2 separate regions of the Mus musculus genome follow, and region 2 is linked to region 1. A link is a loop called in an ENCODE intact Hi-C map of the cell type or tissue named here. Cell type or tissue: left cerebral cortex. All regions are shown on one strand. Links, peaks and the distances in the headings refer to the core of each region. The heading gives the core; the rest is flanking DNA. Region 1 has its middle 51 kb from the start of Gm36475. Region 2 has its middle 29 kb from the start of Gm41040.

What was found. Hi-C counts contacts between places; a loop is a spot of excess contacts. Peaks named below come from ENCODE experiments on the same cell type or tissue, not always from the same donor. Only the 100,000 strongest peaks of a DNase experiment are listed, where the experiment ranks them.
Region 2: a loop joins it to region 1, with 5 times the contacts of the local background. A loop is called at or near these places in 4 of 42 quality-filtered maps.

What each region holds. Positions count from the first base shown.
Region 1 is chr13:101,487,140-101,491,532 of GRCm38, reverse strand. No RefSeq gene overlaps it. Among named protein-coding and RNA genes, the nearest start is that of Gm36475, 51 kb to the left of the region's middle. In left cerebral cortex, for the core only: no CTCF peak of the experiment used is centred there; DNase peaks (open chromatin) are centred at 348, 1,650, 2,980 and 3,732; H3K27ac peaks cover 4,000 bases.
Region 2 is chr13:100,890,281-100,894,673 of GRCm38, reverse strand. No RefSeq gene overlaps it. Among named protein-coding and RNA genes, the nearest start is that of Gm41040, 29 kb to the right of the region's middle. In left cerebral cortex, for the core only: a CTCF peak has its summit at 2,334 (motif pointing left); DNase peaks (open chromatin) are centred at 994, 1,728, 2,282, 4,011 and 1 more place; H3K4me3 peaks cover 668 bases; H3K27ac peaks cover 3,636 bases.

The DNA.
Region 1 (4,393 bases), core at 128-4,127:
CGAAACACTCAGTGGCTGATTCTAATTTTACCCCCAGTCCCGTGCTCATTTTCTCAAATGACTCTTGCCTTTCTTCTCTATATTTTTAAACCTAGAGAATCAAGCTCTCTGGTCTCACATGGGACCATGGGGTTGCACTGGGCTCTTGCAGAAGATTCAGGGACTGTGGTGACATGAATTTGAGCATAAAATTTAGCCATGCAGCTCCACCTGAAATATGAAGCAAAGAAAAGATCTTAGATTCATGAACTTCAATTTACTCTAAGGGAAAACTTGATGAGAGTTGGAGCTTGGTCTCAAAATAGCCTGGACAATTTTAGTTTCCCGACAGCATTCGGTGGCAAGCCTGCTAGAGAACACCATCTTGAACGCTCTCATTTGCATGCCGCACATAGCACATCCTCTCGGCACAACCAGAGCTTCCTAAGCCTCAGTCACCAAACTGCACCTGGCACAGAGCACAGTGCCCAGGAGGGAGAGCATTAGTTGGCCTTCTACCTCATGGTTTCTGTATTTCTGTCTTTTTAAATAGCCAGAGAGGTATTGGAGTGAAGTGGTTAGGGCCATAGGTTTTGGAGTTAGGACTCTATTCTGCCATGTGCTGGATACATGATCAGGGCAAGTTCCTTAACTTCTCTGTATGGCAGCCTTCTAAGAGACAAAGTATAACAGGACTGAGCACAGAACCTGCACACTGGGGGGAGGGGGCTCAGAACCCTCCCCTTCCTGCCTTTCCTTTCATTTAGTATAAACAAAGATGACACACACGGTATGTCAGCACATATGGAGTTCTCATGGGGTTGTCAGTTTGTCTTCATCACCAGGGTTCTGATGATGCAGATCTTAAAGTATTATTTGTTACCATTATTGTTTATAAAGTGGCACTTGAATGTTTCTTTGACGGGGGACAATCCTGGTGTGACAGACCTCTGAGAAACATTCAGCAAGCATAAAGCAAGTGTTTCCCTTGCCAAAGCTTCTGTGGAAGAGATTGAACAGGATAACCCCTGGCTTGTTAAGATCTTGGTGCCTGGCTACTATTGGCAACACCAAAGAACAGTGTTGTCTTGCAAGCACACATTTGTAGTGGGATTCAGAGGAGTTGAAGAACAAAGAAATTCAGACTCCTTCCATTATTATTATTATTGGGATATCTCTGAAACATTAAAATACTTTTTGCTTTATTACTTTAACAGAAAAGGACACTGAAGTGGGAACCCAGGAAGAAAACCATCAGGTATTGAGTGATTCAAATTCAACAGGAGAGTCAAGGTTGTCCGAGGGGAGCTGTCTGACCCTGATGCTCCCCTCTCCTCACTCAGTCTCCTCACACCTGGCCTTGCCTGGTGAAAATGACTTAATATGTGGGAAAGAAAACTTGCCTTGCTGTGGCCCTGCTGCTAAGGCACCGAGCCTCCATGCTGGGTGGAACAGGCTACTCTGGGGACAAGCAGCTGGCCTTCCAGCCATCTCTGGCTCAAGCACCTGTGGCCCAGGCAGCCTCTCTGCTTGTATCACATTGACAGAATTTCTGATTCTATCATAGACACAGCAAGAACAGTTATCTCTGCCATGAGGGAATGTGGGCTAAGATTTTCAGACTTTTCATAAGCAACAGTCAGGAACCAAGGTACAAACTTCTCAGGGAGAACAAAGGAATGGGATTATTATAAATTGGGCATTCAAAGCCATGTGGCATCATTCTACCTTCCAAACCAACAAAGTAGGGCACATTGGCTATGCCCACATGCATCTGAGTTGGCTCCTAACAGCTGTTTCTGAGTCTATCTGTAACTCCTCAAAGAACTTGTAAAAACTGAAGTAGCTGGCACTTCTGTCAGATGAGACCCATGACCCTCCTGTCTTCCAGACACCGAGTAAGGGAATATACTGAAGTAGGAGTTAGAGCCACAAGTCGTTGAGCTTATCTTTCAACTTAAACAATAATTTTTAATTTTGACACCTGTTTCTACATCTTCCCTCCTACTGGTTAGACCTTTGCCCAGTTTCAAATAATTATTAACACCTGGATTTAGTTCCAGGTTCCTGTTCTTGAAAGGTATAGGTGAAGTTACAACTGGTTCTGCACCTCAGCATTCATAAGGGACGGGTTTCATTGCTGTTAGGAGACACCATAACCAAGGCAACTCTTAGAAATGGGAGCATTTAGCTGGAGCTGGCTTACAGGTTCAGAGGTTCTGTCCATTATCGTGGTGGGAAGTGTGGCAGCGTGTAAGCAGACATGATGCTTGCGGAGCTGAGAGTTCTACATCTTGATCCAAAGTCAGCCAAGAGGAGGCTCTCTTCAGAATTGGGAGGAGCCTGAGCACTAAGAGACCTCAGAGCCTGCCTACACAGTGACATACTGCCTCCAACAAGGCCACACATTCTAACAGCGCCACTTCACATGAGCCAAGCACCACAGGTGCCTTATTAGATACCTGGTAGATACTTGTGATGGTATTAGGAACAAACAGTGAACTCTTTCTTGAGGCTCTGTTTCATGCAGACTCAAAGGTAGCATCTAGATTGGTTGTACTGTATATGGTTCAGTTTTAAGTCAAGAGTTTGAAGGGGGGATCTTTCCTTTTATATAGAGATGTTAATATGAACAGAACTGGCAGTTTTGCCATGGAACCCACATCACATTTTTTTACTTGCCAATCTCAAAGCAATCCCCAGCATCAGTCCTTTCACTGCATTGTTACTAGGTAGGGAAAGTCCTCGAATGTGTCTTCCCTAATTATGCGCATGAGTGTCCAGTGTCAGCTTTGTGAGTGACACATGGTGAGCTGTTGAACTTGAATCCAAGTTTCCCTTCTTCCCTTTCGTCCTCCCCAGCAGGCCTCAGTTCTCACTCACGGAGTCACCAGACAGATGCAGTAAGAGCAATAGAAGCTTTCATGGAAATTGGGTCATAGGAATTGCTTCATAGGATTTGGTCTCGGAATGAGACGTCAGTGTTAAAAGATACCATCCCTCTATGAGTCTGAGAAGCCACCTCATGATTTAGGCTGGAGTCCGGAGTGAGCCTATTGGAAAGAAGTCCACAATGTGATCACAGAGCCTTTAAGATAGCACGCATCCATTTAAGGGAGAAAGAAGGCTCACTTCTCATGCAGAGTATGCATTCTCTCATCACATCCTTCAGCAGATGTTATGGTAGAAGCATAGATTTTTAGCAATTCTTCAAGTTAATCTTTTTGCTTTCCTGGAAAAAAAATGTGCTAATCTAAAGTCATCCAGTTGAGTGGCAGGTCCATCACCAAGATCATAGTTTTGTTATTTTAAATGCTCTAGCATCCTATGTAAATCCCAGTAAGGCAAGATGCTGCCATGGAGTTGGTTCTAGTAATGGGGGGGGGGGGAATCAGACTGTAGCTTAACAGTGAGAATCCCAAGATGATCATGCCACAGAGGGAATGAGGACATTTATCATATGCCAAGCTCATGCCATATACAAAAGCTGTCTGTATGCTTCCCAATCCTCAGATCAAATTTATAAGGGGAGACAGGTTCATTCCATGTTATTGATGAAGATATCAAGACACAGAGCTCTGCAGGTCTTTCCTAGCACTGGAATAAATATAGCCCATCTATAAGCCATCTACTCTGAAGACCCAGAGATGGTAGACTGCCTGTCACAGCTTTGGAAAGGTGAGACTGGCCTTGGTGCATTGCTCCTGGTTTGGCAAGAGCAGCCTTCACCAACCAGATGGAGGAACTACAGATGGCTGCTCCACGATTACATCACCACTCAGGGAAAGTTGGAAGCAGCCACACACCCACTACTCTGCAGTCTCAAATGTAAATTGCCTAGAAAATTGAGCCTTGAGAAGAGAGAGAGAAGGGGAAAAAAACCCCTCATACATTGAACCTTTAGTAGCTCCGCTGACAGGTGGTCTCTGCTGTATCAGGAGTAACATACACATAAAGGGGGGTTTCTGAGGATGGGGAGAACCTTTTGTGAGTTTGGTATTTCTGTCCATAACTAGATCAGGCATCAAAAAGGGGCCAGAAGATGAGGAATTTCACAATACACCAAGGCAGCATCAGAATTGGGTGAGAACAGGTGGACACAATACATGTGGTAAGTTCCGAAAAGAAGACTGAGCCGAACCAGGCTATTCAGAACGTAGCTTGGCAGACCACAGGGAGAAGCATCCAAGGAAAGACCTCTAAGTGGGAGACTGAAAATTTCATGCTTGTTTACTTACCTGTCACTGAATTCAACACATAGTAGGGCAGCTGGAAGTGGTAAGAAGTATATTCTACACTTGTAGAAACTAGACATCTAACCACGGTAGACTCCTGTTCCCTGGGCATGAAACCTCCACTCACTTTGAATGCATCTGGAGAGGGCTCTGTTGTTATCGTCCTTTTCTAAACATGG
Region 2 (4,393 bases), core at 106-4,105, 600 kb after region 1:
TCTAACTATCTCCCAGACTTTCCCCTCTCTCTGTCAAATGTCCCACCTTCTAATCCTGCTTCAGCTCATTGGCCATCAGCTCTTTATTGACAGGTGATGCCTCCACACAGTGCACGAGAGATTATCCCTAAAGAGTAACAATACAGCTACTCCAGTGACCAGCAGCCATGGTTCCTTCGAGGAAGGTAAAGTCCAAGTTAGGACAACAGAACTCCTCCAGCAGTTGCCTCCCAAGCTACCAGATAAAAGTCCCCACAAACAAAGCCAAGACCACTCCTTGCCTACAAAGTCTCGGGGTTCATGGCCTAGAGCTTGCTAGCCCACATGATGGTAATCCACCAAAGGGTCCTTTGGCTGGCCCCATTTGCTCCAACACTCTACCCATGTCCACCCAATACACCGTGTCCACTGATATGACGATCATCTCACAGGCTCTCACATAGTTGTCCTCAGGACGTAGGCTGACATCTAGACCCTCTAGCATAGCCCTTGCCTTCTGAGGCTGGGATTACAAGAAGACCCGAGTCTTGAAAAGAAAGATTCCTGGATTTAACTTCCCTCAACCCACAACGACTGGCAGTTCCCACCCACTGACGCCCACATGCCTGTTCTCGCTCACCCATAGGGTTGCCAAGGCCTGAAGAAGGCGGCACTGGCAGAAATCATAATTATGGATTTCATAGCATACTTCAGCTTCTTGAGAACACGTTCTCCCTTATCATATGCAAATCTATTGTTTGACTTTGAAACATCCCACTAACTCTCAAACACGCTGTTGGAAAGTCATCAGCCACAAAAAAAAAAAAAAAAAAAAAGTAAGAAAATCTCCCGTCTGAATTATACACGTGGCCTTGGGATTCAGGAAAGGATATCTTGGGGTTTTAGTAAGACTGGAAGATTCAAAACATATCATGAAGAGGGACAGTGAGGTCATCAAACACAGTTCAGTCAGCAAGGACCAGACTGTGACAAGACAAGCTTGGCAGAGAAGCTTGGAGCAGCAAAAAAAGGAGAGATGCAAAGATGGTCCCAACCATCCTGAGCTCTCTCTTCCACGAGAGGAAATTCGTAGACCTTCATCACTGTTGATCTAGACAAAAAGACAGAGTCGAGCTGACTGTGTGAATACTGTAACAGATGTGTGCTTCTGGACACTGTAGGGAAGGCAGGTGTTGTTTGGAGGGATGGCTTTCTCCTTGAAAGATAAAGAAACCAAAGGACTAAGCAATCATCTAAGACATTTTTATAACTTGTTACTACGAATCAAATATTTACAGACAAACTATTGCCATGGTATTCTTGGATCAGGTATATGCTGACCAAGCAAGGGCAGTGGAGAGGGAAGAGGAGAGGAGAGCCAAGCCACCCAGGTTATCTGTCTGGCTGCTTGCACTGGTCCAGTGTGTCTAAGAATCCCACAAACCTATCCATCCCCTCTGCTGTGTTCACCTGACCTTTCTTCTATTTCTTTTTCCCTTTCTCCATTACCCCAAGGAAATAATCTAACCACTCCAGCTTCCTTTGCATGCAAAATGTAACTGTTCCTTTTACTTCTTTCAGATAAAGGCAGGCTCTGGGAGGGAGAAGGAAAAAAAAAAAAAAAGAGCTCCCGGCTTCTTCAAATTAGCTCTGAAATAAAAGTCACTGCCAGATGTTATATAAAAGGTGACGTAATCCTAAACTACTTCATTACATATGCAGCTCGGCTCTCCAGCCCAGGGGGAGTTTATTACATTTTGTCGATTCCATTTTCTATACCCACATCATTTTTACATAATTTTTCCTGCCTGACAGGCAGCTTCACATTTTCACAGCAACCCATCAAGATAGCGTTACAAGAGCGCAGGGAACCAGGTTAGCAGTTTACAAATAACGGCGCTAACGAGTCAGATTTGTCCCCGAGATACAAATCAGGGGTAAATGGTCCATCCATGCGTGAGAGAAGCACATCTATTTTAGAATAATAGAGAGGAAACAGAGCACTTTTCAGCCGGCACTGTATTCTTTCAGAGCGTGTACTAAATCTATCGCAAAAGTAGGGAAATAGAGATGTGCCCATCTAAAGTTCTTCTTGCCTTTCCCTTCGATGTCCTAATAAATTCCTGGCTCGAAACGAAATAGATAGCCATAGAACATGCACTAAGATCAAAGTTACTGCCTTTTCATATTCGCACAAAATTTAGAAGAGGACACGCCATTTGTGCCAGTGAAATATCTAACTACTGAGATGCTTCAAGTGCAAACATTGCGAGACACTTCCTCCCACTCTCCAAGTGCTAAGAAGCATCCTTCGCCCCCTCCTTCCTCGGCTCTCGCGGCTGCACTGCCCTCTAATGGCGAATTGTGGCAGTGCAGGCTGAGCCCTCGCTCCTTGAGAACTAAGGATTGGAGAGGCATTTGCAGGAAGTTCTTAGTTCTGGTGAATTTACTAATTCCTCGAGGAATAAGAAGGTTCCTGGGACTCCCACTCCCAAGAGGTGGTGCTTACCTGAGCCAGCGAGGTAACTTAAGGGGTAAATACACTTGCCACCAAGGCTAGTGACGTGAGTTCCATCCCTTGGACTCACATAGTAAAAGGAGAAAATCAACTCCTACAAGTTGTCCTCTGACCCCCACATTTGGGCTGTGATGCATGCCCTTTACAGACTCACGATCGATAAATAAGATGTAATATGTTTTTCTAAAAGATTGATCTTTCCAAAGTTTCATCTCTCTAGGTTTCAGTTTTGAAGAAAAATTTGGTAAAATGAACCTTATTGTTTTTCCAGTTTGTGCAAACAAAATAATGGACACTTTTATCCTTTTATAAGAGTAGGATGTGAATGTGGCATAAGGGGAGATAGGAAAGTTGTAGGAACCGACTGTACTCAACCCTTCCTCAGGCCTAGGGAACAGAGAAATTAACAATCACCCCCCCCCCAAATAAAATGTGTCTAAGCTCAAACTTTGTCTCCAAAATCAACATATTCCTATTCCTATAAATGATTTCATATATCAATAATTCTTTTCTTTTTTTCTTTATTTTAGCTTTGTGTAACAATGTTTTTTTATTTTATATGTATGGATATTTTGCTTGCATGCATGTCTGTAGTGGCTATTCCTGGTTGTCAACTTGACTATATTTGGAATGAACTACAATCCAGAATTGGAAGGCTCACCAGTGACCCTTATCTGAAGGCTGGGAGATAGAAGTTTCTGGTCTGGATCTTGGTATGGAGATCTTGAGGCATAGTGGCTATGGATTCCAGAAGATTAAGACAGGGAGATCTCCGAGTTCAAGGTCTTCTGGGATTAAAGATGTGGTGGCACACACCTTTAATCTGAGCTACACCTTCTACTGGAGACCATATAAGGACATTGAAAGAAGGGAGTCTCACTCTCATTCTTTCGCCTGCTTGTCGTGTGGGACTGAGTAACTGCTAGATCCTTGCACTTCCATTCACAGCTACTACTGAACCATTGTTGGGAATCGGACTGCAGACTGTAAGTCATCAGTAAATTCCTTTACTATATAGAGACTCTCCATAAGCTCTGTGACTCTAGAGAACCCTGACTAGACAATGTCTGTGCACCATTTGTGTGCCTGGTGATAGCAGAGACCAGAAAAGGGTGTGGTATCTCCTAGAAGTGAAACTGTAAATGTTTGTGAACCACTATGTGGGTGCTGGGAATCAAACCTGAGTCCTCTAGAATAGCAACCAATGCGCTGAACGACTGAGCCATCATCTCTCCAGTCCCTTATTTTAGCATCTTAATTATATGTAAGGGGGGAGGTGTTTGTAAACATGGTTTCCTGAGGAGGCCAGAACACATTAGATCCTCGGGAGCTGGTGTTAGGTTGTGACCTACCTCACATAAGTTCAGGAACTTAACTCTGGTCCTCTGCAAGAGCAGTATGCACTCTTAACTGCTGAGCCATCTCTCAGTGAGTCCTGAGAATTCTTTTTAAAGCAGCTTTTCATCACAGGGAAGTTATTCATGCACACAGTACATAAGTCATTCCACAATCCTGTTCCCACACACACAGCCCTGGCGATCCCATCTCCTCCTTACCCTTGCAATTCTAAAATGTTTATGTCACTACTCCTGGAGTTCTCCGGTTCAGCATTACGTATTCTGCACCATGGAAGATGACTTCATGCGTGCACAGCCACCTGCACACACACAACCCCGCCACATACAGTCTTCCCAATGGATTGTAATTTTGCTAAGAGGGACCATCAATGTTTATAGGATGATGAATATTAAATTTTGACAGTTCTACCTTGTATTATGCCATGCTCACCTCCCACCCCCTTGCCTAGATAAACTGTTATTCTCCCCGGAAAGGGAGGCAGGGAGTCAGGAAGAAGGCAGGAAAGCAGGAAGGAAGGAAAGGAGGGAAGGAGGAAGT